Regions from separate parts of the Homo sapiens genome. Here region 2 is linked to region 1. The links are chromatin loops, found by intact Hi-C in ENCODE. Cell type or tissue: PC-3. All regions are shown on one strand. Each heading gives the region's core, and the rest is flanking DNA. Links, peaks and the distances in the headings are about the cores only. Region 1 overlaps BMPR1B (bone morphogenetic protein receptor type 1B). Region 2 overlaps BMPR1B (bone morphogenetic protein receptor type 1B).

Evidence for each region. Hi-C counts contacts between places; a loop is a spot of excess contacts. Peaks named below come from ENCODE experiments on the same cell type or tissue, not always from the same donor. Only the 100,000 strongest peaks of a DNase experiment are listed, where the experiment ranks them.
Region 2: a loop joins it to region 1, with 2.6 times the contacts of the local background. A loop is called at or near these places in 2 of 110 quality-filtered maps.

Annotation. Positions count from the first base shown.
Region 1 is chr4:94,819,569-94,835,483 of GRCh38, reverse strand. All of the region lies in intron 1 of BMPR1B (bone morphogenetic protein receptor type 1B), which reads right to left. Among named protein-coding and RNA genes, the nearest start is that of BMPR1B, 70 kb to the right of the region's middle. In PC-3, for the core only: no CTCF peak of the experiment used is centred there; a DNase peak (open chromatin) is centred at 7,593; H3K4me3 peaks cover 776 bases; H3K27ac peaks cover 1,517 bases.
Region 2 is chr4:94,768,568-94,784,482 of GRCh38, reverse strand. The region is part of intron 1 of BMPR1B (bone morphogenetic protein receptor type 1B); the gene reads right to left. Among named protein-coding and RNA genes, the nearest start is that of BMPR1B, 19 kb to the right of the region's middle. In PC-3, for the core only: no CTCF peak of the experiment used is centred there; no DNase peak of the experiment used is centred there.

The sequences.
Region 1 (15,915 bases), core at 2,978-10,977:
CAATTTTAAAAATGGATTCCTTTAAGAAAATTTCAGACAAAATGCTAGCATATATAGAGAACTACTTTGTAGCTGAAGACTGTGTGCACACTGTTGCCAAAAAACAGTCAACAAATCATCATATCTTATATTTTAAAAAATTCTCTTAAAGCCAGGCATGGTGGTACACGTTTGTAATCCCAGCTACTCGGAAGGCTAAGACAGGAGGATCCCTTGAGCTCGAGAGTTCAAGCCAGCCTGGGCTACTTAACCCCACCTTTGAAAATGTTCTTTAATTAAAAATAAATCAGTAAATATTAATTTATTTTAAATTGCTGTAAAGATAACCCACACTATTCTTTGGAAAATTTTAACACCTTATAGAAAGATCTTTACACCTTTCTATACAACCAAAGATAACTCCTATAACCACTAAAATCTGCATTTCTTCCTAAAAGAGCCCAGAAGCTGCATAAATTAATGGTTGTCAAATGCCCTGTCAAAGTGAAAAGACTACTCCCTATCTTTGAAGGATATTTTCAAAATTTAAAAAAAAAAAAAACAAAGAAACACAAACTGCAGATATCTCTGAAGTTTTAATGACAACCTCATTCTTAAGAACTATTTGGTTCAAGAAGTAGGAAAGAACTTATTAAATATATTTATTTATTGTTATTAAAATACCTAAAGTAGGCACTGCCATTTCCATTTCAGAGTAAGATATGGAAGAGCTGCTACTGTTGAGTGCTGGTGATGCTGAACTTTCTGTACTGGATAATCAGTGATCCAGAAAGTGTAAAACACTCCCATCCTGGTGAACCGTTTTATTGGTTCCAGTTCATAAGGTTCTAAACTACACCAATCCTCAATCTCCTAGAGAAACAGGAGTTTAATGTCTTTGAATGGGTTTAATATCAATCAGTTTATTCACTGCCTATGTCAAAGTTGTAGAGAAGGCTTCCCAGAAAAAATCTTGAAGAGTTTGGAAGGAAAAAAAAAATCCTTCCTTGGCTTTTCAAAATTAAGGGGAGGTGGAGAGGAAAAAGAAGGGTTTTCAAGTATGCAAAGCTGGAGGAGGAGGGAAAAAGTAAGACAAAACATTCAAAGGATAAGGAAGAAAATGGGACAGTATAAGAGATGGCAGGAAGATAAGGAAGATAAGCATATCACGAAAGAACTAATGGAAGTGATCTGTACCCTCAAACAACTCTACACTTGTAAAGCTCTTGCAGAAGCCTTGGCTTCCAACTTGTCCTAAATCTCAGTGGCTTCCTACAGGCAACTGCCTCAGGATGATCACCTGCTGATACTCACCGCAGACAGGCAGAACTGTGCCTTCTACAGCCTTGGAAAGCAGCTCAAGCCAACAATATGTAAGTCCTCAGGTATAATGGGAAATGACTGGCAATGTTCAGACATTTGCATATTTCAAGCAGAATAATACATCTAATCCGTTTAAGATAATTTAAACATATTTTAAAACTACAATTAATCAACAAAACCAAACATCACACTACGTATGGGTAGCTCTCAAGTACACCTGCATACAATGAAGCATTTATTTTCTCAAGTTTCAAGAACAACAAAAAATGCCTAATCTCATGTATCAGGATTACCTGGTACCTGTACTTGTAATACCCTAATATGTGTAATACCCAAGTATGCATAGATCAGTTCATTCACTCCTAATTCACTCACTACCTCACACACCCACGAAATATTTATCCTTTGCCTATGTGCTAAGAACAATTCTGGGTCTATAATATGCTCTGGTGTGGAAAGAAAACAAATAACCCAGTTGTATTATCATCCTTTCAAAATTCTATAAGGAACACAGCCAACAACAGCATTGAACTTAGGCAGGGGAAGGAGGTGTTGGGGGCTGATGGGAACATCAGGAAAGATTTGGCTAAGAATGTTACCTCTGAAGTCAAATCTGAAGCATGAGAAAACAATCAGTTGGCCAAGGGAAGATGAGTAAGAGAACACTGAGATCTAATAACAAGCATTTCATGAGAGATAATAAAATAAAAGGAGCTTAATGAATCAGGAAAAGAAAAAAGTGTGGAAAACAAGTAGTGGCCAGATAATGGGGTTACTTTATGGGTCTTGTTAAGGATATTGGTCTTTACCCTAAGAATAATGAAAGGCTATTGAAGGTCAAATGAAAAATGGTAATTGCTAATATTTACTGATTATCTACTATGTGCCAGTGACTATGGTAGGCACTTTGTATTAATTAATCTTTTTAATACTAACAACCCTATGAGGTAGGTACTTATTTATACCTGCATTTTTTTTTTTTTTTTTTTGAGAAAGAGTCTCTGCCTCTCTCATCCAGGATGGAGTGCAGTGGCACTATCACAGCTCACTGTAGACTCGAACTTGTGGGTTCAAGTGATCCTTCCACCTCAGCCTCCCGAGTAAATGAGAATACAGGCATGTGCCACCAGGCATGGCTAATTTTTGTTTTAATATTTTGTAGAGACAGTCTGACTATGTTGCCCAGGCTGGTCTCGAACTCCTGACCTCAAGGGATCCCCCCGCCCCAGCCTCATGGGCCACCGTTCCCGGCCTATCCCTGCATTTTAAAGATAAGGAAACAACTCACAGACATGACCTGCTCAAGTGCAGAGTTGGGATTTCTTTGACCCATGCAGCGTGACTTTAGCATTTATGTTCCCAATACACTGCACTACCTTTCCTTATTTTTATTTTTTTTGAGACGGAGCATTACTCTGTTGCCCAGGCTGTAGTGCAGTGGCACGACATCAGCTCACTGCAACCTCTGCTTCCTGAGTTCAAGGAATTCTCCTGCCTCAGCCTCCTGAGTAGCTGGGATTACAGGCGTACACCACCAGGTCTGGCTGATTTTTGTATTTTTAGTAGAGACGGTGTTTTACCATGTTTGGCCAAGCTGGTCTTGAATTCCTGACCTCAAGTGATCCGCCCACCTCAGCCTCCCAAAGTCCTGGGATTACAGGCATGAGCGACCATGCTCGGCTGCTACACTACCTTTCTACATGAGACCAATCTGATCAAACATGTAAAATCAGCTGCCCCATGGTACAAATAAACTTTCCTCTATTAACCACTGGGGACTCTAGTTAACTTCAGTAATAATAGTGTCAGGAGTAAATAATAAACAGTAATACATCACTTAATGGCAGAAATAGGTTCTGAGAAATGTCATTATTTCCTTACATGAACACCATAGAGTGTACTTACACAAACTTAAATGGTATAGCCTATTGCTCCCAGGCTACAAACCTGTACACCATTTCTCTGTACTAAATACTGTAGGCCAGCGGTTCTCAACCTTTTTGGCACTAGGGACCAGTTTCATGGAAGACAGTTTTCCCATAGACCAGGGTGGGAGTGTAGGGGGATGGTTTGGGGATGATTCAAGTGTATTACATTTATTGTGCACTTTATTATTATTAATATTACATTGTAATACATAATGAAATAATTATACAACTCACCATGATGTAGAATCAGTGGGAGCCCTGAGCTTGTTTTCCTGCAACTAGACAATCCCACCTGGGAGTGATGGGAGACAGTGACAGATTATCAGGTAGTATATTCTCATAAGAAGCTCACAACCCAGATCCCTCATATGTGCTGTTCACAGTAGGGTTCGCAATCCTATGAGAATCAATTGCCACAGCTTATCTGACAGGAGACAGAGCTCAGGCAGTAATGTGAGTGATGGGAAGTGGCTATAAATACAGGTGAAGCTTAGCTAGCTTCCCTGCTGTTCATCTCCTGCTGTGTGGTCCCGTTCCTTACAGGCCCCAGACTGGGGGCTGGGGATCCCTGCTGTAGGCAACTATAACATAATGGTATTTGTGTATTTTAACATATCTAAACATACAAAAGGTACAGTAAAAATAAATATAAAGGCAAAACTGTACCATAAAAAATGGTACACTTGTACAGGGCACTTACCATGAATGGAGCTTACAGGACTGAAAGTTTCTCTGGGTGAGTGGTACATGAATGAGGAATCCTACGACATTACTGTACACTAATGCAGACTTTATAAACATTGTATACTTAGGTTTAACTAATCTATGTTATAAATATTTTTCTTTAATAATTAACCTTAGCTCACTATAACTTTTTTACTTCATAATTTTGTAACTTTCTGACACTTTTGCAGGAACATTTAGCTTAAAACACAAACACATTGTACAGCTATACAAAAATATTTTTTCATTATATCCTTATTCTATAAGCTTTCTTCTACGTTTTTTTTTTTTTTTTTTACTTTTTAAACTTTCTTGTTAAAAACGAGGACACACACACATTAGCCTAGGCCTACACAGGGTCAGGATCACCAATGTCACTGTCTTTCCCCTCCATATCCTGTCCCACTAGAAGGTCTTCAGGGGCAATAACACACATAGAGCTGTCATCTCCTATGGTAACAATGTCTTCTTCTGGAATGCCTCCTAAAGGACCTGCCTGAGGCTTTTTTACAGTTAACCTTTTCTTTTTTATAATTAGTAGGAGTACATTCCAAAATAATGACAAAAAGTGGAATCAATACATAAACCTGTAACATAGTCATTTATTATCAAGAATTATGATAAACTGTACATAATTGTCATTGTGCTATACTTTTGTATGATTGGCAGCACAGGTTTGTTTACACCAGCATCACCATGAACAGGTGAGTAACGTGTCGTGCTATGGCGTTACGATGGCTACAGTGTCACTAGGCAGCAACAGGAATTTTTCAGCAACATCCTTATGGGACCACTGTCACACATGTGGGTCTCAATGACCAAAACGTCATTATATTGCACATGACTGTATTTCCTTCCAGTGGTAAATCAAAAAAAGTAATACATGATTATTTTATGAATTTTATTAACATCCACCTCTACTATTTCAGATATATGGTAGTATCTAGAAGTAAGTTTTCCCAAAGGCAACCCCAGTAATAGCAATGCTTGAAGGAGTTTAAAAGGGGTGAGAGAGGAACAATCTAAAATTATATGCTACATGGAATCAAATCTCATCTATGATGCCACTTAACGAAAACCAGTGATTCAAAAATATTTTAAATATTGAAATTTTAAAATAGTTTTGACAAAATATGAATCACTTATTTATCTAACAGAATTATATTTATAAATACAAAGTATAGCAAAGTGTATAAATGTGAACACATATATGAATAGAATTCTATAATCACATATCGTGTTAAAACATTAACTTTTCTGAATGTCTTAAGTCAAAAATATCCCATATTAACATTTCTAATGTTTTTTCTAAATTTTGAATTTTCCCTTTTGAAGCTGTCCAAAAAATAGTTTATTATTTATCTCTAAGAAAATTTACTGTAACAAACATATGCAAGAGTTATTTAATATAAACATACTTTCTATGATGACCTAAATATATTACTTATCAGAACTAGCTGATAACTATCATGAAAACTCCATGTCATATACTTACATAATAAGTCTCATTTCTAATATTTTTAAATTCAGAATAATTATTTTTTCTCAAACTCTTCCTACAAAAGATAGATGCACTGAATTTTATCTAAATAAAACTGCCTACTGCTCAAAGAGAAGCTTCCAAGCTACTGTTTATCCTTCCCAAATTTAGAAATGCGTTACAAATCTTCTGCACTATTTTTCAAGCCAATCACTGTAAAATATAATAAACTACATCTCTCATGTCACATAATCCTGACCTTGGGGATTATAACAGGTATCATCCCTCCTTTTCCCTTAGCACCTTGGACTTCCTTACTAGAGCACTTCATTCTTTAGGAAAGGCTGTTTCCTTTCCTCTCCATTTCTATGCACTCTTAATTCTGTGAGGATCAGCACTGTGCTCCTTTTATCTACCGGTGTGCATCCAGCACCTAGCACAGTGCCCATGAAGCCCCTACTAAGGACCCAATAAATAACTGTTGAAGGCCAGGTGCCATGGCTCATGCCTATAATCCTGGCACCTTGGGAGGCTGAGGTGACAAGATCGCTTGAGCCCAGGAGTTCAAGACCAGTCAGGGCAATGTAGCAAAACCCTGTTTCTACAAAAATCATCCAGGCATAGTGGCGTGTGCCTGTAATCCCAGCTACTCAGGAGGCTGAGGTGGGAGGATCTGTTAGCTCAGGAGGTCGAAGCTGCAGTGTCCCAAAAAAAAAAAAAAAAGGAAAATAAAATCATTGTTGAAAGAATTTCCTAAGAGCAACATCATAAAGAAATTATGCCCTATTGGAATAAATTGAGAGAGAAAGCTTAAAGAAAAGGATAAAAGCACGCCTCCCTGTGAAAACTAAATTCCTCAGGAATTCTACTTGCACTTCTTTAACTCACAGAAGCATAAACTTAAGGTACAGTCAGGGTGTGGTATGTGAGGTCAGATATTTAATCTACAGTTAATCCAGCTCTACTTTTACTAAATCATGAATCATAAACTTTCAACACCTTTTTCATTATACCACACCTATTTTCTACTTGGCAAGAATGCATTATCTTTTTTTTTTTTTAATGACTTCTCTCACACACACACCCTAAGCATAAAAACTTGACACCTAAATATCACTACTCAGAATAGAAGGGCCTTCTTTTAAAAGCATACATATTTTTAAATGATTAGCTCTTTATTTTTTAAACTATGTTCCAGGAAACCCTAGTGCAGTGGTTCTCACATGTATCAGAATCATCTGGAAGGCTTGTTAAAACACAGACATCTAGGCCCTACCATCAGATCTAATTCAATAGGTTTGGGGTGGGGTCCAGATTGATGGTGATGCTCATAGTGCTGGGACCTCACTTTGAGGATGAGAGTCCAAGGGTGCTTGTTAATAGATGTTCTCTAAGGGAAAAAAAATATCCATTCTCAAATAATTCTGGAAAATGCTGCATATTCTATATGCCCTCTTAACATTTCAGTATACACATTCACATACTGGAAGCCCTGAAAGTTCTGCAGTAAATTAATATGTTTTATACTGTTTATCAAACAAAATTATTTGACCCTGGAATCCTGTAATCAAAGAGCGGTAATTAACATCTTAATATGCTCTGTAGAATACACTGTGGAAAAATCTACATTGGACTCTTTAAAAGTGTTTTCTTTAAAATATATTTCAGCAGAAAAAATTCTGTTATTGGAAATAACCCAAATTATTACCATGTATGATTCCTGTCCAAATAAAATAAAAGCATCTCAACTTCAGATCAGGCACTGTTCACTCAATCATGTATCTCATTTCTTGCAATGCTACTTTTTATAGTTCTGGGTGTGAGGTAAATATCAAGATCACACAATGTTTTAGTTATTAATCCTATTAATTAGAAACTAGGTATAATTTAACACTATTTTAAATTTGAATTAATGAAAGCCACAAATTCACCTTTATTTGTTCACATTTACGAATAAAATGTGTAAGGCAATGGAATGAAACACTTTACGTATATTCAAGTGAAAACATTTTCTCACACGTGACCTTATCTGCTGTTTACAAACACCTTGTGTGAAACTGATATGGCAGGCATTTTTCTCTCTGTGTTAGCATGAGTTGGTTAACTGAGAAAAGGAAAAGCAAGTGAGTCACCAATTATGGAACTAGGTGATGACATGTCTTTTGACTCACATTCCAGTCATCTCTCCATGACACTGTGCTGCTTCGATGAAAACTTTTATACTCATCCCGTTGATTTTATCTGACAACTTTTCTCTTTCTCCTCCCTTTTAATCACAAAAACTGCATGTGAAAATAAATAAATATTTAAAATCTTTCACATCATAGGATAGACAGATACTTTCAAATACTGCTACATGGGAAGCTAGGCACTGCTGGCTGCCACAAAAACAGCAAGAATGAATCATTAGGAGAAGAAAAAGAAGGGAAAAATGCTGAACAAAGGCATCAGTGAATATTTAATAGAATTTTTTAAAGTAAGCTCTCTAAGGAAAGACATTTTTGTCTGCTCACATGCCTAACTCAGTGTCTGCCAAACTAGAGATATTCCATACTTATTTGTTGAACCTGTATCAAGAGGCAGTAATGTGCAAACAGCACAAAACCATAAATAATATATTTGAGAAATATATAAAGTTTATATACACTTTATATACATATATTTGAGAAACATATTTGAGAAACAGAAATAAAGTTTATATACACTTTTTATAAACAAAGTATATATACACTTTATTTTCAAAGGGTTATTTATTAAAGAGATTTTCAAAAGGCATTACGAACTTTATATAACATAATCATACTGTCTCAAGTCAAAGACAGAGGAACTACTGCTTAAAACTCTAAACTTGCAAAAGGAAGTGCTTTTGCTATTGAAGCCTCAACTAACTCAACCAGAGAGACACAGAGGGGGATGAGGAATGAGGAAAAGGGAACGCTTATTACATAAAATGCCATTTTGGAAACAGTATTCCCCTAATGAGCCAAATTAGATTATATTTCATATTAGGAAAATTACTTCCTTAAAAACCTACAGATTTTTTAGAATTCAGTATTTTTGGCTTATTTTTGTAATTATATCATTTGAAAGTAGTATTATGCTGCAAGTTTTACTCAAATAAATTATTTTAATTAAAGAATTTACATCTGTTTGGCAAAGTTACTATATTTTAATTCCTACATTTTATTGGCAAAACTGTTTCTCTTGGAAAGGTAGGGTTTTTCACTGAAATCGATACGACTAATATAAAACTATTGATTTCAGTTTCAACAATTTAATATTATAAGCATATATTTACCTTTCCTTTTGGGTAAGCAGAATAAAATGTTTCCTAAATTACTAATAACAGGGACTTTAGCAGGGTAGCAATTATGCATGTTTCCATTTTTATTAATGTATAGAACATTCCAGATGTTCCTCTTTGCTTGGTATTCCTGAGATTCTCCCTACCTTAAAAATGGTAAAGTAATTGAATAAAAAAAAAAGTCTTGTAAAAGGAATTTCAACGATTCCACATTTTTTATAAGAAAATCTAAAATCTGCAAGAACAAATTCTCCTCTGAAAATGACTTAAACAAGTGAGAGCAGGGACACAGCAGAAAAGCACAGTGCAAAAGAGAACAAAGGGAGCAGGAAGTGAACCTGGAAGCAGTCCAGCCCGAGTGAGCTTTAAAACATGGTGAAAGAAGACCCCAGTGCTGCAGGTGTGCAAATGACTACATTTGACAGAGAAATAACATCTGCAATATCCCCGAGACCTTTTCTGAACCTTAATATTCTTCACCAGTTATCAACTCTACCGAAAGACCACAGCCGAAGGCTCAAGTAAGATCTCTAGGCAGTCCCTATTTAAGAACTAATGTTTCACTTATGCTTCACATTATCTTTGAAAATCTAATTCTACATTAAGTACCATTCTGTCAATTTATCTATTGACTGGCCCTTATCAAATAAACAAATAAAAATATGAATTAATATTTTTGAGGAAATGATTTTAAAATTTTTTTTTCCACAAATAAAAATAAACCTTTAGATCCTGTTCCAATAACCAATGGCACTGGGGAAAAAGTAATATCTGTAATGCAAAAGCCTAAAATAAAAAAGAAATGTTACCATATGCCTGGCTCCAAAGTTTAGAAAAACAGAAAAAATATCCTTTGTTGTGGTATTTTTAATTCTCTACAAATGTAATGTGTACTTATAAAATTTGTTTTTATTTTCTTATATTAATAAAACTATTTCCATTCAGAAAAATAGACTGCAATGCAATCCATTTTCTTTCCACATTCTGCAAAGCATTTTGATATTTGTATAAAGGCAGTCTGGATTTACCCATTACAATAGTACTCTGTTTTACTCCCCAGAACTATTGCAACCAGGCACTGTCACCCATGTATTTTGTCAATGGTGGTTTAGGAAAATCAAAGGGTCCCAATTCTTGCCAATGAGAAGGCAAGTCTGCCACAAGATTTCTGGGAAAGGTTTTTTCCCATCTTAAAAAAAAAGATGGTACTATTTTGTTTTGTTTTGTTTTGTTTTTACTTTTGAGACAGGGTCTCACTCTATCACCCAGACTGCAGTGCAGTGGCATGATAATAGCTCACTGCAGCCTTGAATTCCTGGGCTCAAGGGATCCTCTCACCTCTGCCTCCTGAGTAGCTGGGACTACAGGTATATGCCACACTGCTCAGCTAATTTTTAAAAATTTTTCGTAAAGATGACCTCTCACTTTCTTGCCCAGGCTGGTCTCAAACTCCTGGGCTCAATAGATCCTCCTGCCTCAGCCTCCTGAGTAGCTGGGATTACAGGCATGAGCTACCACACCCAGTAGTACTATTCTTATAGCTGAAAGTGGTATCTGCTGCTAACAGCCAGAGGATGGGGCCACCACAGAATGTCAGAGACTAGCGATGAACTCCCATCCACAAAAAGAACACTTAACATGAGTCTGGAATGACATTATTGAGCTTCTAGTCTGTATCAATCACCTCTGGCATCAAAACTACATGAACATCCACTTAAAAGAGATTCTAAACGTCCTTCTTTTTCAAGTAAGCTTGTATTGAAATTTTCTGTTTGCATCCAACATTGTTCTACCTAATGCACCAATGTAACAAAATGTCCATTTAAATTAGTTAACTGATCAAGGAGTCCATGTTACAAATTTCAGTAACTACAATTTTGTAAAACACAAAAACTAGACAATAATTTGAACACTATATATAACTTTCATTACATTTTTATTTTATAAAATAAAAATTTACCCAATATAAAAACGTTTTTACTCAAAAGCATACCAAATTTTCCCCATTTTTCCCCAAGATCAATTAAACAGAAATTTTTCTGTGTGAATCAAATCTTTTAAATAAAATTCTTATTTGCCTTATTTCACAAGTAAATGTTTTCATTCTCTCAGACAAAATTAATTCTCTAAATGTCATATAGACAGTAAAAATGAGTTCTCATTTTATAATTTCTTTATTCAAATGAGCTTTTTAGAAAATAACCAGAATGTTTAAAAACAGATCAGTTCAAATAGCATAAGGATACACTACCTTAGTGTCTGCATTTGGGGCTAAACCATGAAGTGGTTCAAGTTTGGAAGCTCCATAAGTGATTAAGATACTTGCTCTGTTCACATGCTCACAGTGCAGTAAATAAATGAGACACTGAAGAGACAAGAACCATATAATAAGTGCTACCACAGAACTGTGTACCAGCACAAAGAAGCATCTGATTAACAGGTGAATTCATGGAGAAGGAAAAAGTTACGGTGGGGAAGGTTTCCTTAGCTTCCTCCTGAATGGATGCATGGGAAAGTGCTGGCAATGATCAGGCTAATTAGAATTAAGTGGTAAATTCGTGCATCAAAACTCAGACAAAAATGTTAGTATCTTTAAATGCTTGAATTAGATCAATTAAACATTTCATTTTACTTCATTATAATTCTGAAAGAAATTTAAACACCAAATAAGGCTTTAAACTCTAAAAACTAAAAGGATAGTGGCTGGGCACGGTGGCTCATGCCTGTAATCCCAGCACTTTGGGAGGCCAAGGCGGGTGGATCGCAAGGTCAGGAGATTGAGACCATCCTGGCTAACACGGTGAAACCCCGTCTCTACTAAAAATACAAAAATTAGCCAGGCGTGGTGGCAGGCACCTGTAGTCCCAGCTACTTGGGAGGCTGAGGCAGGAGAGTGGTGTGAACCAAGGAGACGGAGCTTGCAGTGAGCCAAAATCATGCCACTGCACTGCAGCCTGGGCGACAGAGCGAGACTCCATCTCAAATAAAAAAAAAAAAACCAAAAGGATACTAAAAACTATTCTTCAATCTGTAGGCTGCTCAGACAGGCATATCTAACCTTTTCTCTATTCCATATCTCAGTCAGAAAACAGCCCTGGTAAATATATGTATGGTTACATCTTTGCCTTATAGAGAGGTTAGGCTGTGTGTGCAGTAGAGGGCTTAGTATGCAATCCTGGTTCTTTTTCTTCATAAACTGTGACCATTAATTCCTTCTCCTCTGCTAGTTGTCTCTCAGAATCACTTTCCAGACACTGGCTCCTCCAAAATGAGGGCACAGCTCCCCAAAACATAGATCCGAACACCAGCTTTGCCCCCAGCCTTTTCTCATAACTCATACATATCCACCCACAGAAATGTGGCAGCCCACCAGGAGAGAAGCATGGTAGTGAACCAAGCTAACTTTCTACCACATCCGTTCTCCCACTGACCCCTCAAAAGCAAAGGAGCCCTTCTCTGCCCACTTCCATTCTAGCTTTAACCAAAATTTTGGAAAGCAGTTTTATCTCAGAACTCTTTTACACCTTCTGTCACTCTTTGGTGAGGTTAATTTAGAATATGAAGTGAGAAAGAGCACCTCAAGCTCATTAACAAATGATTTCAATATATTTCAACTAAGCAATTAAAAGAGTTTCTGGTTAACAGGAAAGCTTATAGTGTAGGATACAGTGGCTGCCTGTGGAAATGTTTGCCAAGCATAGATACCAAAAGTTAACTTGAAAAAATTTATTTTTTGACATTAATACTTTTTAACCAGGAGTCAAAAATATAACAATATCTAAGGCACACATTTTAGGAATATCATTTCCCATTCAAATGCAATCATGACTCAAAGCTTAGCTGACAAAAAAGTCACCAATGCAGTGTGGAAAAACACTATTACCCCAAAAAAGCCTTTGTATCCTTCCCATTGGCTTGGCAGATATGAGGTAACCTTGCTATTTCAGAGACTAAGTAGGGGCAAACAGATCGCTCAGATGCCTAAGTCAGAGTGCATTCCTGGAATGCACCCAAAGTAGTCATCTGGGTGCTAAGTCTATGGCAGTGACTTTGAATAAGCCATGCTAGAGACTCTCTTGAAGCCACATCCATTACAGCCCCCTAGTATCACTGATAGGGAGCACCCAGTCCAGGGACTTGAGAGCACATCAAGTCTCATCTTAAGAGAAGGGAGAAGGGAGTTGGCCATCCATCTCCTGTATTTCCTCCTCTCTTCCTCTTCTACCCTATCCATTTTGCTCCTCATTCTTTATTCTCTATTTTGCAATATCCCCCTTTCCTTTCAATTTATTAATTTACCCATCTACCCAACCATCACGAAATATGTCCAATGTGTTGAGAAGCTCTGGACTGTAAACATTCAAGTGGTCTCTGCCTTCTAGGGGCTCATGGTCTAAGTTAAAACTCAGACATAATAAATGTCATGGTCTGAATGTCTATCTCCTCCAAAATTCATGTTGAAATTTGGTTGCCATTGTGGTGGTGTTGGGAGGTGGGACCTTTAGGAGGTGATGGGGCCATAAAGGCTCCATCTTCATTGGTGGGATTAATGCCTTTACAGAAGAGCTTATCTGGCCCCCTTTTGTCTCTTTGCCCATCCACCTTCCACCATGAGATGACACAGCAAGATGGCCCTTGCCAAATCCCAGCATTTTGATCTCAGACTTCTCTCTGCCTCCAGAACTGTGAGAAATAAGTATCTTTTCATTATAAATTTCCCAGTCTCAGGTATTCTGTTATAGCAGAGCAAAACAGACTAAGACTATAAACAATCACCAAAACAGAATAAGTCAATGAGTGTTACCACAGAGCTATGCACAGCACACAGAAAGGGGTGTTTCATTAACCGGGGAGAAAGAGGAGTTGGAAGATTCACTTCACTTACCTGTGAGGTGAATAGACACACAAGACATGAATTTACTGAAATCAAGCCAAATTTTTTAAATACTAGCTATTGGCACACAGTACCATCCAGACTTCAACAAGAAAGCATTTATAAGCCTTATCCTTATTACATGTATAATTAAATCCATCGAATTTAACACTTGTATCTCATTCGCTCCCATATCTCCAGTACCTAATACAATGCCTAACAAATAGGAGGTATTCAATAAATATTTTATCGAATTTAATTCAATGTTTTATGTGTACTGCTGTTTTATTGAACTCTTAATTGATTGGTTTAAGATCCTTAGAGGCAGGAACCATTTCCAACACTATCTTAAGCCAAACCTAACTCTTTTGTATGAATTTTGAGATTAGAGTTTAAGTAAAAAAATTAAAATTTTAAAAAATATTTATAGAATATATGCATATATCATATCTATATATGCTCTAGCTAAATTCTAGCAAAAATTATTTTCTGAGAAAACTTCGCTAATATTATTAAACACTTTTTGTTAGTATTAAACTTCAAGAAATTAAATAAAACTTACCCCTTAAGTGCTTACTAATGCTTACTAGTTACCAAATACATGTTTTCAATTAGTAGGCTGCAACACCTTTTGGCTTTATTTTCACCACAATTTTCTGTGGCAATAAATTTAATTTCAAAAGAAAGTAGCTATAGATTATGGAACCAAGTATAGCTGTGTAACACATAAATAAGTCTCAGCCAGCTTTAAAGCATATTAAAGAGAGTTGTGAAATATATGTGTAAACATGAAATTCTGAAGTGTTAATCCAGTGACACTTAAGTACTGGTTCCAGTTTATAAACAGATTCTTTTAAAGCTTCTAGGCAAAATCTAAGGAACAGCAATGGCATGCCCTGTCACAGCTGGTAAGAGTTAAAGCACACTATGCACTCTAATGATCTCTCTTAGAATCCATTATTCTAATTATTATGAATACCATATTTCTGAAAACTCTAATTTTAGCAACATATGTTATATGGTTGAAGTTAGCGCCAACAGTAGAGAATGAATTGGTTCTCCTTTCTAACCAGTTTAAAATTTACATGTCTTCTAATTCATGAAGTTTTTAGTATAAAGTGTCTACATGATTTTGTGAACACCTGTAAGAACTGAAAATATATCTACACTTCTGACTTCGTTATTTTTATTTTACAATCTGAGTCTACGTACAACTAACTGCTCTTTGAATAAATTCGTATCCTTCAAAGTTCTGATCTCTTTCAAGTCCTCAGAGAAAAGGCTTCTGTTGTTGCAAATCATTACCATATCTTTATGAGAAAAACATGTTTTAATCATACAGTATTATGTAGTTTAAAATACTTATCCATGGAACACTCTGCATAGACCTGGGAATAAACAATGAACAAAGCACACTCCCTGCCCTCCCAGAGTTTACAGTCCCACTGGGAAGACAGGCAAGCAATCCGGTTACTTCAACTGGCAAATTGCTCAGGAATCTTGAGTTATGTAAGGTTCTCCAAAGAAACAAATGTTTTTTGTGGGTGACTTTTACGCCAATGGCTTTTTAGTTCATTTAATAATAACTGATTCTAGGGGGAAGATACACCATGAACTTTGGCATCAGACCATCTGAATTAAAATTTCTGCTCCATACATTCAAGGTCTGGCACCCTAGAAAATTCTTTCTCTCTTCCCTTCCACAGGTACATAATGGGGGTCTTGATGGGCCTCACTGTGTGAGGTACAGGAATAATACACTGAACCTTATGCACTCCCAGGCTTCAAGAATCTTAGTTTTGTAGTTGAGACTGATAATAAATTCAGGCAAATTCAATTCATTCAGCTACTCACTAATTATGACACAAGCTGGATAGGGCTAAGAAGAAAAAGCAGGGGAGAAATCTCAGGATGACAGACTGTTTTAGGAGCTGTTCATTTTGGCAGGAAAGCAGTCCTGTAACTACAACTGAATTAAATGTTTTCAAGCCAACATTTCAAAAAAATATTTCATTAGGTGAATTTTGTTCCACTACGAAGGTACTACCAACTGTGTTCAAATGTACACTACTGGGTGAGCTCCTTGTTAAAAGGTTCATTTCTTACCATTAAGCAGATACTTACATATTCTCACAAAATCCCTGTCAGCATGTACTTGAAAATCTCAAGAGTGTTCAGATTAGAGTGCAAGGTCACAACCAATGTTATATGTGTGAAGGACTGAATAAGGGTCTCAAATCTAGGTCCTCGGGGAGAAGGGAGAAGAACTTGTTTACACACACACAGAGTAAGCAGCTGTTTAAGT
Region 2 (15,915 bases), core at 3,413-11,412, 51 kb after region 1:
TAATTTTGAAAAACTATTCAAATAGAAACAGGAGACCTGAAAACTCATAACAAATAAGAAATCTAAGTAGTTTAAAAAGTAATCTTGTAAGTTCAGATAATTTTACAAAGTTCTATCAAACTTTCAAGGAACAAAACCTAATATTATACAAGTTCATCCAAAAAACAGAAAAATTACTTACACTCCCAACCTCATTCCATTAGGTTACTATACCTGGATTCCTAAGTCTCTTATTGACAATAGGAAATAAAATTAAAAGCTAATCTCACAATAATCCACTTCTAGAATGGCAGTATGAGGAGCTCCACAGACCTACCCTCTCCAGCCAAAACAACCATACAAGTAAAATTTTAAATTAAAAAACTAAGAAAACACTTAAAGTCTCTGGAAATTGTCTTAAGAGCAAGAAGCAGATCAAGAAACATTAATTCAAGGAAGCATACTAAATCTTGGTAAGAAGGTTGAGAGTCTATGGTCTCTGAGCATAACATATCCCCTCCTTCCCTACCTCCAGCTCGATATGAGAGAAACTCCACTCCCTGTGGATATGGCCAAGAAAATGGGGCTCCAAGTCAAAGGATAAACTCTCTCACCAGGAGGGAGGGGCCACCAGCACTTCTCATCCCCCCAGCTCTAAACTACAACGGCTACATTCCTGGTGAGCATGGCCAAGTGGTCAGAGCTTCCTTCCTCCACCAGTCCCTACTCACAGGGTAAACGCTCTACACCCAGCAACAGCAGGCAGAGAATACTGGTGCCCTAAAGGCCTTCACCTTAGCTCATTCATAGTGCAAAGTTTCCATACCAGAAGAGGTAAGATAAGGAGACCAGAGGCTACCATCTCAGCCCAGCATCCTGCTAGAAAAATCATGGTGTCACTCCAAGAGAAACAGGCTACTACACCCTCCAGATCACTGGCTCCAGATCAATGGCTCAGAGATTTTGCCCAGAGGAAGAGACACTTCATAAGAACAGAGAGCTTCAAAATTCTCACTTAAAGGGACTAACTTTAACTGAAACAGCAGAGTATAAGGGAAGTTCAAGCCTAAGGGTACTCTAGAAACAATAAAGATTTTGGTGGTAAGCAATTAAGAGGAAGCTAGTAGATCCATGAGAGACATAAACTATATTATAAGCCAGATAGTTTACCATAGAGAACTAGGAAAAGAGTTAAGAGTCCTCCTGGAATCAGAACAAACCTCAAACACCGGCCTCAAAAACTACCCCAGCAGAGTGGCCTGAAACTAATTAGATCAGACTATGAAGCAAGTTATGACTGGAGCACTGTCACAACAATAGAACAATCGGCCAGCAATTCGTGGATCCTAATAGCTGGCGTGATAACAACAGAGGTGAGCAGCTTGACAAAGATATAAGGGAAAGAGACCGTCAGAGACAGAAACCCTTTCATCCAAAGGTAACTGTGGACATGCCCAAGGTTGCACCCACCATTAGAGAGGTAATATCAAAGACTTCCCCTAGCAGTAAAATAGTCCAGCCAGGTCACTAAACAAACAAGCAAATAACAAAAACAAGCATTAGGAGTGGAGGGAAGCAGATTCCAGTGTTACAATATATTGCCTAAAATGTCCAGTTCTCAACAGAAAATTACAAGACATACAAAGAAACAGGGAAATGAGACCAATATACAGGGAATTAAAGCAGGCACCAGAAACTACCTGTGAGAGAGCCCAGATGTTAGATCTGACAAACAAAGCTTTCAAAGTAGCCACTATAAATATGCTCAAAGAAATAAAGGAAACCATGCTTAAAGAAATAAAAGATGATGTGATGATAATGTCTCATCAAATGGAAAATATCAATAAAGAGATAAAAATTTTTCAAATTGAATTCTGGAGATAAAAAGTATAGTAACTGGCCAGGTGTGACAGTTCACACCTGTAATCCCAGCACTTTGGGAGGCCAAGGTGATTAGATCACTTGAGCTCAGGAGTTCAAGACCAGCCTGGGCAACATGGCAAAACCTCAGCTCTACAAACAAATACAAAAATTAGCCAGGTATGGTCACATGCACCTATGGTCCAGCTACTAGGGAGGCTGAGGTGGGATGATCACTTGAGCCTGGGAGGTTGAGGCTGCAGTGAGCCAAGATTGCACCACTGCACTCCAGCCTGGGTGACAAAAAAAAAAAAATTAACATTAAAAAATTAAAAGTATAATAACTGATATGCAAAACTGAGTAGAAGGAAGTATCTGTATCTTTCAACTGACAGAAGAAGGAATAAACAAACAAGATAGGTCAATGGAGATAGTACAACCTGAAGAACAGGTTTTTAGAAACGAAGAAAAATAAGCAGAACCTCAGAGAAATGTAGGACACCATTAAGCACATATATATGTAAGGGGGCTACCAAAAAGAGGAGAAAAAAAAAAGAAGCAAAACAAATTCATTTTAAGAAGAGCTGAAAACTCCCAGTTTAATGAAACATTAATTAAAAACAATAATCCAGGAAGCTCCACAAATTCCAAGCAGAATAAACACAAAGAGATCCACACTGGGTTGCATAATAGCAAAAATACTACAAGACAAAAAGAGAGTATTTTGAGAGCATATAAATAAATATGACTCTTTGCATACAAGGAAACTGCAATGAGGTTAACCGGTAACACAGAAAAAAATGGAGGCTCAAAGGCACCAGGAAAATAATGTTCAAAGTGCTAAAAGAAAAAAACCATCAACCATGAGTCTTATGTCCACTAAAACTATCTTTCGAAAATGAAGGTGAAAATATAGGTATAAATATTTGTTATTGGCTGGGCAGAGTGGCTCACGCCTATAACCCCAGCACTTTGGGAGGCTGAGGTGGGTGGATCACGAGGCCAGGAGTTTGAGATCAGCCTGGCCAAGATGGTGAAACCCCATCTCTACTAAAAATACAAAAATTAGCCAGGTGCGTGGTGGGCACCTGTAATCCCAGCTACTCGGGAGGCTGAGGCAGGGGAATCGCTTGAATCTGGGAGGTGGAGGTTGCAGTGAGCCAAGATGGCGCCACTGCACTCTGGCCTGGGTGACAGAGCAAGACTTCGTCTCAAAAAAATAAAAATAAAAAATTATTATCTTAGATTAGGCAATGGTTAATATGATACCAAAGCATAAAAACAAAAGAAAAAATAGATAAATCGGACATTATAAAAGTTGAAAATATTTTTGTTTCCATGGACACCATCTGGAAAGTGAAAAGACAATCTTAAGAATGAGAGGAAATATTTGCAAATCATATATCTGTTATGAGACATATATTTAGAAAACCTAAAGAACACTTACAACTCCATAACAAAAAGATAAATAACTCAATTTCTTGAAATGGACTAAGAATCTGACTAGACATTTCTCCAAATAAGACATACAAATGGCCAATAAGCACATGAAAACATGCTTGATATCATTAGCCATCAGAAAGATGCAAATCAATGCCACAATGACACAGTACTTCATTCTGACTACAATAGCTATTATCAAAAAGACAGATAATAGGCCGGCTGCGGTGACTCACACCTGTAATCCCAGAACTTTGGGAGGCCGAGGTGGGTGGATCACAAGGTCAGGAGATCGAGACCATCCTGGCTAACACGGTGAAACCCCATCTCTACTAAAAATACAAAAAATTAGCCGGACATGGTGGTGGGCACCTATAGTCCCAGCTACTCAGGAGGCTGAGGCAGGAGAATGGCGTGAACAAGGGAGGCGGAGCTTGCAGTGAGCTGAGATGGCACCACTGCACTCCAGCCTGGGCGACAGAGCGAGACTCTGTCTCAAAAAAAAAAAAAAAAAAAAAAAAGACAATAATACATGTTGATGAGGATGTAGAGAAACTGACACCTCATATACTAGGATGTATACTGCTATAGGCACTTTAGAAAACAACCTGGATGTTCCTCAAAATGTTAAACACAGAGTTATCATATGACCCACCAACTCCACTCCTAGGTATATACCCAGGAAAAATGAAATATATGTCCACATAAAACCTTGGGCATACATGTTTATAGCAATATTATTAATATTAACCAAAAAGTATAAACAACACAAATGTCCATCAACTAATGAATGTATAAATATATAGTCTATCTATGCAATGGGATATTATCTGGCAATGAAAATGAATTACGTAGTGACACATGCTACAATATGGATGAACCTCGAAAATAATATGCTAAGTGAAGAAAGCCAGTCACCAGAGATCTCATATTGTATCATTCCATTTTACGGAATGTCTAAAATAGACAAGTTTATAGAGACAGAAACTAGATTAGTGGCTACTGAGGGCTAGTGCGGTTGGGAGTAATATTAAAGTGACATGAAAAAAAGCTAATCTCATTAATGAACACATGCAAGAATCCTAAATGAGACATTAGCAAACCAAATCTAGCAGGCAATTAAAAAGATTATTAATTACATGTCATGATCAAATTGAGTCTATCCTAGAAAATAAGAGCAATTTAACATTATGAAATCAACAAATGTAACCCAACAAATGTAACATAGAGATTAAGGGAAGGGGGGGAACTTTTACGATCTCAAAGATACAGAATAATTTGATACAGCTTAATATCCATTTACTATGAATATAAAATAAAACAGTATATTAGGAATATAAGAGAACATCCTTTTTTTTTTCTAATGTTTTTTAAGATGGAGTCTCACTCTGTCACCCAGGCAGGAGTGAGGTGGCACGATCTCGGCTCACTGCAACCTCCACCTCCCAGATTCAAGCAATTCTCTTGCCTCAGCCTCCTGAGTAGCTCGGACTACAGGCACGTGCCACCACACCGGGCTAATTTCTTGTATTTTTAGTAAAGACAGGGTTTCACCATGTTGGCCAGGCTAATCTCGAACTCCTTATCTCAGGTGATCCACTGGCCTTTGCCTCCCAAAGTGCTGGGATTACAGGCATGAGCCACCGCACCCGTCCAAGAACAACCTCAACATGATAAATGTATATATAAAATCTAGATCAGTTATCATTCTTAATAGTGATGTTAGATTTAGACCCTACAAGAAAAAGAAAAATATGATCATTATCACTATTTCTATTCTATATTATATTCTAGTTAAGGCAATGTAATATTACCACAAGAATAAAAACCAGACCTATGGAGCAAAATTTAAAAGCTCAGAAACAGGCCCTCATATGTGTGTAGAGAAATTTGATATACAACAGGGCTGACATTAATGGACAATTACTCTAGAATGAAAGGATAGATACATTCAATAAATTGCATTTGGACAATAGGTTATACATAAATAGGTTACACATATTTATATGGAAAAAAATAGAATTGGACCTTAACTCACACCTCAAGAAAAAAATTCAATTACATATAGATTAAGACTATTAAGAGAATATCATTATGATGTTGGGGTGGACAAAGATGATTTAAACAAGGCACAAAAATTATAAACCGTAAATTAAAAGAATGAAAAATTTGACTACATTAAAATTGAGAACTTCTGTCACTAAAGCTACATAAAAAGGTAAAATAGAGAAACCCTAAGTCATAAAAAGATGTCTGCAATGCATTTAACTAAAAATTAGCATTCATAATAAACAAAAAAAAATCCCTAAAAGTCACTAAGAAAAGAACAACCAATCTAATACGAAATCAGCAAAAGATATGAACAGGCACTTCACAAAGTTGGCAGAGGAAAAGAACAAATGGACAAAATGCATGAAAATATGGCTCATCATCATTAACAATCATGAAAACATCAGTTATGACCCCACTAAGAAATTTTAAACCTGGATATTAGCAAGTATTTAATAAATCTGAAAATATTAAGTATGGACTAGGATGAGGTACAAATAGGAATTATCCACATGCTGCTGGTGGGAATGTGGACTACTTTGGAAAACAATATAGCACCGTCTTATACATTTAAAAAAGAGCATCTTGTTACTGGTGCACCAAGAGTTAATACAAGAAGCCCATAACATCATTCTTTATAATAGCAAATATATAGAAATACCCTATCAGGAAGTAAATGGAAAAATAAATTGTGATCTATTCCCCCAACAGTGTATCACAAAGCAATGAAAGAAAGTGAAATACATCTTCAAGCAAAATGGATGAATTTCAAAAACATAAATTTGAAGGGAAAAGTAAAACACAGGACACTACCTAAAGAGTCGTATTTTTATAAAGCTCAAAAATATGCTGGTTAGGTATACACACATATATGATAAAATTATTTTTTAAAAACCAGTGAATAATAAACATAAAACTCAGGTTAGTGTTTACTCAGATGGGAAGGAAAGATGCCAAATGCAACTGAGGAATGCATAAGAGGCTTACAAGTTATTGGTATTACTTTGTTTCACAAGCTGACTATTGGATGTACAAGCATTTACTCTATTTATTATTATTATATATCCTTTAAGAGAAGAATTATTTCATTTAAAAACATATATACATATATATACACTTTTTTTTTTTGAGATGGAGTTTTGCTCTTGTCGCCCAGGCTGGAGTGCAATGCCGCAATCTCAACTCACTGCAACCTCCGCCTCCCAGGTTCAAGTGATTCTCCTGTCTCAGCCTCTCCAGTAGCTGGGATTACAGGTGCCTGCCACCACGCCCAGCTAATTTTTGTATTTTTAGTAGAGACAGGGTTTCATCATGTTGGCCAGGCTGGTTTTGAACTCCTGACCTCAGGTGATCCATCCACCTCAGCCTCCCAAAGTGCTGGGATTACAGACGTGAGACACCACGCCCGGCCAAAACTTCTATATTTTTTAAAAGTAAGAAAAGAGCAGGAATCAGACAACCTGTTTTCTGGCCCAATCTCTGCTACAATATAAGGGCCTTTTCACAAAACACAGAACCATCTTAAATCTCATTTTGCATATCAAAAAAGGGTTTCAATTAGATTTTTTTAAGGTCACTTCTGCCATTGACTACAAGGATTTCTGTATGAATTAATAGCTTTTTTCCTTTAAATCATTCCTATAGTTATTAAGTAAAACTCAGAACCATAATAACAGAAAAATGATTAGGGTTAATTTGCATTTCTTTTATAATGTAATAAAATTATATATCAAAGGTAATGGCCAGTATTTGTAAGCAGTAAAAACTCCTGTTTATCTTTCTTTTCCTTTTTTTAAATAAAAATAACATGAAGCAGGTTCTCACCTATTCAAAACTACTTTCATTTTGGGGTCCTTCAAATTTTGTTTTCTTTTTCTGAGGCTTATGGAGATTTCATGGAGATAACTGAAATATTAACACACTTCTCTTAAAATATGAGAGAAATTAAATAGATACTCTGCTGGTAGAATTGTAAATTAGAATGATGACTGGAAAGCAACTGGTGATACATATAAAAGCTTTCATATAAATATTAAAGGACCTATTCATAAAGATGTTCACTGTACTGTTATGATAAAAATAAGGAAAATAGATACAAATGAGTATTTCCAGTCATTAATTAAAACAGTATTTTGAAAAATATGTAATGATATAAGGAAAAATTCATAAATCATTCAAGCAAAAATAAAATACAAAATTAAGATGGTAATTCACACTTTTGTTAGCATATCTAAAAATAATTTAGGAGAAAGGATAAAGGAAATATATCAAAATGGTAACAAATAACAGGCTCTAAGTGGTGCAGTTTCAGGTGATTTTCTTTTTCCTTTCTGGCCTTTTCCTGTATTTTATAATGTTTCCATTGAACGCGTATTCATGTAATAATCAAGTCTTGCAGAACCAAGACATAGCAATGTAGTAACTGGATGGATTCTGACTCTGGGGTATTACAAGTTTTGTTTTCTACCATTTTAATAAGCACAGTTTAATAGAAAATTTAAATTCTGATGTTGTTCTCTAGACAGCATTAAATAATTCTGCTTGAAATATATCAAGATTCCTTACCACAACTAAAACGCATATACAAGTAGCTAAATAATTGCATTTGCTGAAGAATTTTCTAATGCCACGGAGGTGAAGAAAGAAAAAAGAGAATAAGAGTACTTCGTGTTTATTATGTAAGTGAGCAAAATGAGAACCAAAATTAACTTAGAATTAATCTTCACTTCATAAAGAAAAAAGCCAGGGAGGAAGGAAGGCACAATGGTCGCCAATCAAGAAAGCTGTCTCAAATGCTTATGATGCATCACCATAAAATCTGCTTTTCACAGAAAACAGTCTTGTTTTACTGTTCTTTGATCAAATACTCCCAAATATTTCCTTGCTTTTCTTTTGTATAGATAATATAAACATTATTAGAGTGATTTTTAAAATAACTTATACCTCAAAATTATTTTAATACAGAGGAAATAGTGAGGAAACAACAACAAAAATTTCAAAAGAGAAACCTTAAGACTTTCCAAGAAAAAAGGCTATTAATTTCTTTTTTTTTTTTTTCTTTTTTTGAGACAAGTCTTGCTCTGTCGCCCAGGCTAGAGTGCAGTGGCACCATCTCAGCTCACCGCAAGCCCCACCTCCCAGGTTCATGCCATTCTCCTGCCTCAGTCTCCCGAGTAGCTGGGACTACAGGCGACCACCATCACACCCGGCTAATTTTTTATACTTTTAGTAGAGACGGGGTTTCACCGTGTTAGCCAGGACGCTCTCGATCTCCTGTCCTCACGATCTGCCCGCCTCCGCCTCCCAGCGTGCTGGGATTACAGGCGTGAGCCACTGCATCTGGCCAAAGGCTATTAATTTCTAACCGTAGTAATAATATTTGAAACAGATGTCTATCTACTTTCAAATCCAAACTGGATCACGGTTTACACAGTTTAATAAAACTTTAATTAAGGCTCTGCAATAGTGTAAACTGATCATGTCAAGCAACTAAACACTTGCTTAATATTAAAATCTATTCAAGCTTCACTAATGCTAAAGTTAACCAGACATTTCATAATTCATCCAAGGGAAAATGTCATTCAAATCAATAAAAACATAAAATTTATCCTCTTATTTCACTAAACTTTTTTTTAGAAGCAAGCATTTGAAATAGAGATGGAAATATCTTAAATTGGAAAAAAAGGAAACAACTTTGTTGCTAAAGAGCTTCGTTTTTGAAATTAGGCACTTATATTTCAATACGAACATTTTGCGATCAAATAATTTTTGGGCTTAGAAACATTTTACAAGAAAACAGTTTCTCCTTAAAATTGATCAATTAACTGTACATTTTCCTCATTCTGTTTTAGTAGGAGAATCTCATATAGTAACCTGGTAAAGCAGGCTGAGTGCTAATGCCATTTAAGACATCTAAAAATAAAGAACAAGAGTGAACATTTATTGAACAACTATTATGTGCCAGGTATTTCTTGTAATTCCCACATGATCCTTACTGAACTGGTATTCTTATTATCTTCATTCTACAGATGAGGACACTGAGTGGGAAAGCTGGAATACAAACTCAGATATCTGCCTCGAAAGTTCAGTATAGAACCTTCTACACTAGTTTTAGTCAAAATACAGAAGAGAATTTTTTTCCTTTTTCGTGTCCCAGAATGCAATTTTAAAACAAATGCAACAAATCATACATTTAAAAAATTCTGAGGTTCCTCATGTACTTTAAAAATGAAAATTTCCGCCATTATGAAAAAATAAAGATCAGAACCATACAAAAGAAAGTCAGTTAATCAACACTGACCAAGCATCTTTTGGGTTCTATATTCCATATTGTAAAAGATAGAGAGAGAAACAGAAGACAGGTTTTGACATTTCATACAGTTAAAACTGTGAGGATGGAAGCACACTAACAATTCAGGAAATCAGTAATTAGAAATTGATACAGTGCAGAGTACATAAGAATGGAAGATAGTGCAGGCAGAGAAAGGGAGGGACTGAGTCAACAGGAATGAGATTAACAGAATATTTTCCCAAAGTGAATTATGAATCAGGTTCCAAAGAAACAGAAAAGCACAAGAAGAAAAAATTCATAAATAAACTTATACATGTTGGGTATAAAGGTTATCCAATTTTTTTTTCATTTTTAATCCAACTTCTAAGAAAAGAGTCCACATAAAGGGGATTTGCCTTACCCTGTTTCACATTCTTTCTCATTTCTGATTAAAAGATTTTATCATCATGAACCCTAATCCATTCACTATGGACAAGAACATTTTTTCTATTTCTTAAGAACCTCAAATTTTTTCCTTAAGAGCAAACAATTCATGTAAAACAAGCAACTCTGTAGTTTTTAGTGGAGGCTTCCTATTTTATACTAAGAGCAAATGCTCCAGGATGAATTACCAGGGGCTTTGATTATCTGTCCTCTCAATTGTATTTTAGTTAGCTTGATAAATATAATTTTCCAGTTAGCAAATACTGACGTGTCATAGGGGAGGTTGCACAGAAGCATGATGAGATTAAAAATTTGGTATGGGTTATCTAGAAAATACCTCTGAAATCCCCACACATATAAAAATAATAGAGTTGACTGCTGTATGAAAATATAGTGTCTTAAAAGGAAATTACTAATCAACCTGAAAATAATAAGCACGTATCAGGTTTCCCAGACATTTTCAAGAAATCTTAACATTTAAACAATCACAGAACAGTGTGACTACATAATATTTTAGGAAAAGAATACAACAGGCATTAACTTCTCAAAGAGGGAACCAGTTCAACTGCATAACACTTCAACCTGGTTCAGTTTTTGTTTTCATATTACAAAGAGTTTTTAAAAGAGACTTCCTGTGGGAGTCAAAGAAACAAAGATAACCAATGAGATACACAGGGAAATTATCCCTTATTGATTAGTGAAAATTTGTAATCACAGAAACTAATTTATCATGTTGCTGGCAACCTCTGCGTATTTTTTATCTCTGGTAAAATTAGCCATTATAATCTAATACAGTCAAACATGAAACTGCATCTGACTTCTGAACAAAATCGTTTCAACAACTGCCTTAAAAGTTCTTAGCAAATAATTCTAAGAAAAGAATACAGTATTTATTGTGGCAGAATTATTTTCTACTAACCTAAATAATTTGCAACTCCCAAGTAATGAGTTTATTCATAAAATTGTGTAAATGGTACTCTGTATAATTATTAGATTTGTACGTATCAGTCTCATATAAAGAATTATAAAATCTTAGAGCTGAAAGGTTTAGAAGGGACTTAAGTCACAAACATTCTCTTTTGTCTCTGAAATTCCAAAAACACCAGAAGAAAAAAGATACAAAGATGAAACAGTTATGGTACCTTGCTCTAAAGGAACTAATGATATATGCTACTATTATTAACCAAGATAAGATTTTCCCATTCCAGTTGGCCAATATTCCATTTTAAGTGATCAGTCCAGATTCTAGATTATGACCTTTCCTGTCTCTCAATCGTATGCTCTTTTCAACATACTACTTGACTTCCTCTTCCGAAAAAGAGAACAGATGTAAAATGCTAAAATAAGAACAATAAATGTATTGAAACATATTACTCTATCCCATCCATTACTGTGATGAAAAATTACAAACGAAAAATTATTTGACCTGAGAAATGAGAACACAAAGAAGATTTGAATTATATGAGATTAAGAAAGTTAAAGTAAAAAATAATCAACTAGTCCTTCCTTATTATATGGTTTCATAATACAATTATGAAGGGTCATTCAATGATTTAAATGGCAGGTAAAATTAAAACAAATAAAAGGAAATACCCTTGACATGCATAACAAGCCTCCAGAATACACAAAGTCGCAGAACAGAGGTCACATCGTTAAATCCAGTAACATAATTTTAAAATAAGCTGGATCATTAGTGAAGCAAACATCTGATTATTTATGTTCAACATAAATATAATTTTCCATAATGGAAAAATTATATTTTGGAATCTAAGGAGTCACTAAGGAAGCTTTCTATTTGTTACAAATTATACTATATCTTATTACATTTTTGCAATATTTATATTCCTTTGGAAAATCAAGTGGTGACTACTGGATTAGCAAAAATGTGTTCATTTAACACACAGATAGTACCTGTAATATCAAATATTTTAAATATTAAGTATTTTAAAAAGCAAATTTGCTATTTTACTTTTAACATCATTTTAAACCTTGCTTTCCTCATAACTCCTTGGCTTTATGTAAAATATGTGTTTAATCTGGTTATTTTGGAAACTAAAGATTTCTTTTTTTACAGTAACTCTGCCTCAGCTGAACTCCACTGCCACAGCCAATAGGCCCTTCTGCATTTTGCTATGCCAAAAAATTAACAACAACATGCTGAAGACAAAGGGGAGGTCCTTTCTGGAAAAAGTGTGTGAAGATATGAAGCCCACTGGCTGGCTGGCAGATGATGACAGTATGGGCAGGCTGCAAACCAGCCTGGAAAACTGCTGCAGTCATTTCATTGCCATCCACTCTGGTGCATTCTGATGAATCAAATCAGAAGGATAAAATATAGGTAATATCTCTATTACAGATGATGACCTAGAGTCACTAAAATGTTAGAGAAAATTTAATCACAGGAGTTACAAGATGAAACTCTTCTTGAAGGTTTTTACTGTGGTTTTTAGCACATACTTTCTGGTCCTCCCTATAATTTAACATCAATCCTCCATCAAGCCATACAATGAGTGTATGTCACAGTGCTTCCTTCAAAATAATTTTTAAGTTTAAAAATATCATTTCAGACATTATCAACTGATTTCAAATGAGTCTTTTTCTTCATCTTGCATCCCTCTACCGTTAGCAAGTTACCTGGGCTATCTAGTTCCTCACATTCACTAAAATGTCACTGTAGTTAGACAATAGACGGATCAAACAGAAAAGTCAATATTAGTAAATATGTGGTAACTTTGCTCTTAAAATACACTGCCAGTACTCTCTGTATAGAAATGTTATATTAACTGAAAGGGTAGAATAAGGGAGATTACATCATTTAAAGTTCAAAATATATTTTTCCATATATTTTAAACACTGTCTCTCTTTATCCACCTCTCTCCTCAGGATATGATTGATAACCCAAGTCTTTATCTCGAAGGCTCTTTAATTATCAACCTTTCTCTGTGCTCTATCAGCACCTTCCACATGCAATTATCATCTCATACAGTTGTCACACATGTCTCCTTGCCTCAGGGGTCTTTCAAGCTCATGAACCACCAGGGCTGATTGTCAGTCATCTTTGTTTCATCAATAACCAGTATAATATCTGGCTCTAACAGACCTCCAACATTTGAGCATGGATTTAGAAGCTGAGGGTCCTACATTAGAATCCAGCACTACCACTGGCTGAACCTCACTGTGCATTAAAATCCTTCATCTGTAAAATGGGTTGACAGTAACTACTATCTTCAATGTGACAGGCCTACGCACTGCCTAGAACATATAAAAGAAAACCACCGTAGCCTCTCGGGGTTTGTATGTGTGTGTATATCTGCTTTTTCTTCCTGCTGCTACTTGTATGTACTTGCATTTCAACCATCTACATTAAGTCTCAATGTCACCTCTTTTATCCACAGCCCCTCACGTTTCCCTAATTTCGTGTTATAATTACTTCTTAGCAATTTGACAAATTTCTAAGGTCTGTGTATGCTAAAGTATAAGGTCACGGAAGAATTTAACACATATAATCATGGGAGGGGGTCTAGCTTTTCATTTTTTTTTTTTTTTTTTTTTGCAGGGCTAATCATGTCTCGGTAAGTTAAAACTTGTGTAGAGCCTCAAGGGAGAAACCAGTCAATATAATCCACTGGATTTTTTTTAAAAGCCCTTGACAAGGTACTACCACAAAAGTTATTATAATGAACTGAGTCATCATAGGATTCGATGAATTTTTACTGGAGAAACAAAGACAGTGAAAAAAGGAATTATTTTGGCAGGAAAACCATAAACAGGGAAGGTGCTGGAAGTAGCCTTAACATTTTTACAAATGATGTAAAAGAGGAAATATAGATTAAATTTTCCAGGTCTGCAAAAGATACTAAGTTTTTCCAGCATGTGAAATGCCAAGTCAGTGGGCTAACCTACAAGATCTCCAAAACTTTATGAGATTTACTAGGGGGAAAAACATCAAATAAGATTCAAACTGGAAAACTATAGGGTTACTATACTTCTCAGGATAAGGGCCTTAGTTATCATGAAAAGGAGCTAGAAGTCACCTCTGGGATAATGCATTAATAAGTTCCTGCAGCCAAAAAAGCTAACAATGACACAGACATCACTAGAGAATAGAAAATATGGTTCTCATCTAACACCAGAGTTCATCTTTACTTGAAATACTACATGCAGTTCTGGTCTAACATAGACTAGCTCTCCAAAAATATCTGCTGCTGAATAAAAAATCTATAACCTTGCTTTCGCAAAAAAAAAAAAAAAAAACAAACACAGAAACGAAGGACAATTCAAACAAATAAAAACAAATGATCAGGTGAACGACAGGATGGTCATATAAAGAAAAACAACAAAGATCAGCATTCTCTGTCTAGACAGGTGAGGGCTGCAAGGAAACATTATAGATGTGAAGACTCTACATACCCCATAAATGATGGACAGCATGGACAAAGCAGAGTGCTAAGGAAATGCTGCCATACTTCAGCTAGAATACCCACTTTGGTTGAGGAGAAATATGAAGTGAAGAAAAGAAGCTAAAATCTAATCACTTTCCAAATATAGCAGTTTCACTAATGGCTGAGCACTGTGGTTTAGACTGAGGATAACTAAGATATCAGGAGGACTTGATACCAAATTTTAAAAGTAAAATCGTAAAACACCAATTCTAGTCTTCCCTAAGATATTCCCTGATGGCATCACCTAAAGACAGAATAACAGACTGAATCAACTTCACATTTCATAAATGTTCCCACCAACTTCTCATTTTGTCTTTCCCACATTCAGTCTATTTGTGCTCTGAATTATTTTTTGGTAGTGTATCATCTGTCAATTTTTTTTTTTTTTGAGAAGGTGTTTCACTCTTGTTGCCCAGGCTGGAGTGCAATGGCACAATCTTGGCTCACTGCAACCTCCGCCTCCTGGGTTCAAGTGATTCTCCTGCCTCAGCCCTCCAGGTAGCTGGCATTACAGGCATGTGCCACCACGCCTGGCTAATTCTGTATTTTTAGTAGAGACAGGGTTTCACCATGTTGGTCAGGCTGGTCTCGAACTCCTGACCTCAAGTGATCCACCCACCTCGGCCTCCCAAAGTGCTAGGATTACAGGCGTGAGCCACCGCGCCCGGCCTCAACTGTGAATTTAAACATCTTTCTCTTTAGAGCAGGACTAGATCATCTCTTTGACACACTTTACAATATGGCATCAAAATCATTCATGTTGCATAAATATTTAATAATTCCATTTGTAAGAAAGACATTATTCACAAACTACAGATGTAAAATATTATTGTTAAACTACATTACACCTTCCAGGTTTAGGACAGATGAGCCAAAAAAGGAATTTAGAAAAGGAATTAGAGTAAGTCAGGGTGCATGCAAGTATGTTTGAAGAAAAATGTTTAAGAATGCATAACAGCTTTCAAACCACAAGTATAAACACATGAAATTTCAAATAAAAGCTAGAAAGGTGTTGATGAAAACCTGTATAATTATAGATTTTTGTATATCAAAGAGATTATATAAAGGAATAAAAAGTCTAGATCTAAGTTATATCTGCAATATATTTTATATAATACATGTCTGTGCCATTTTTAGCTATTTTTGCTATGGAAATACATTCCTTTGTTCAAAATATAAACATTTCACAAAACATTTTAAGTGAAACTACATAATCAAATGATTTCATAACAAAATAGAAATGTATCTTGCTCTTATTAGTTTATAATATTACTAAAATATATTAAGACTATGCCTACAAAATACCAAATCATCATTCCACTTACTCTAACTTAGTAACTTCCAATCAGAGAATGATGGAGTTAGTAAAGAAACTGTTGATATTCACAATAGAAATGAGTGTATTTTAATTTTTTTGGCTCAGAGAAAAAG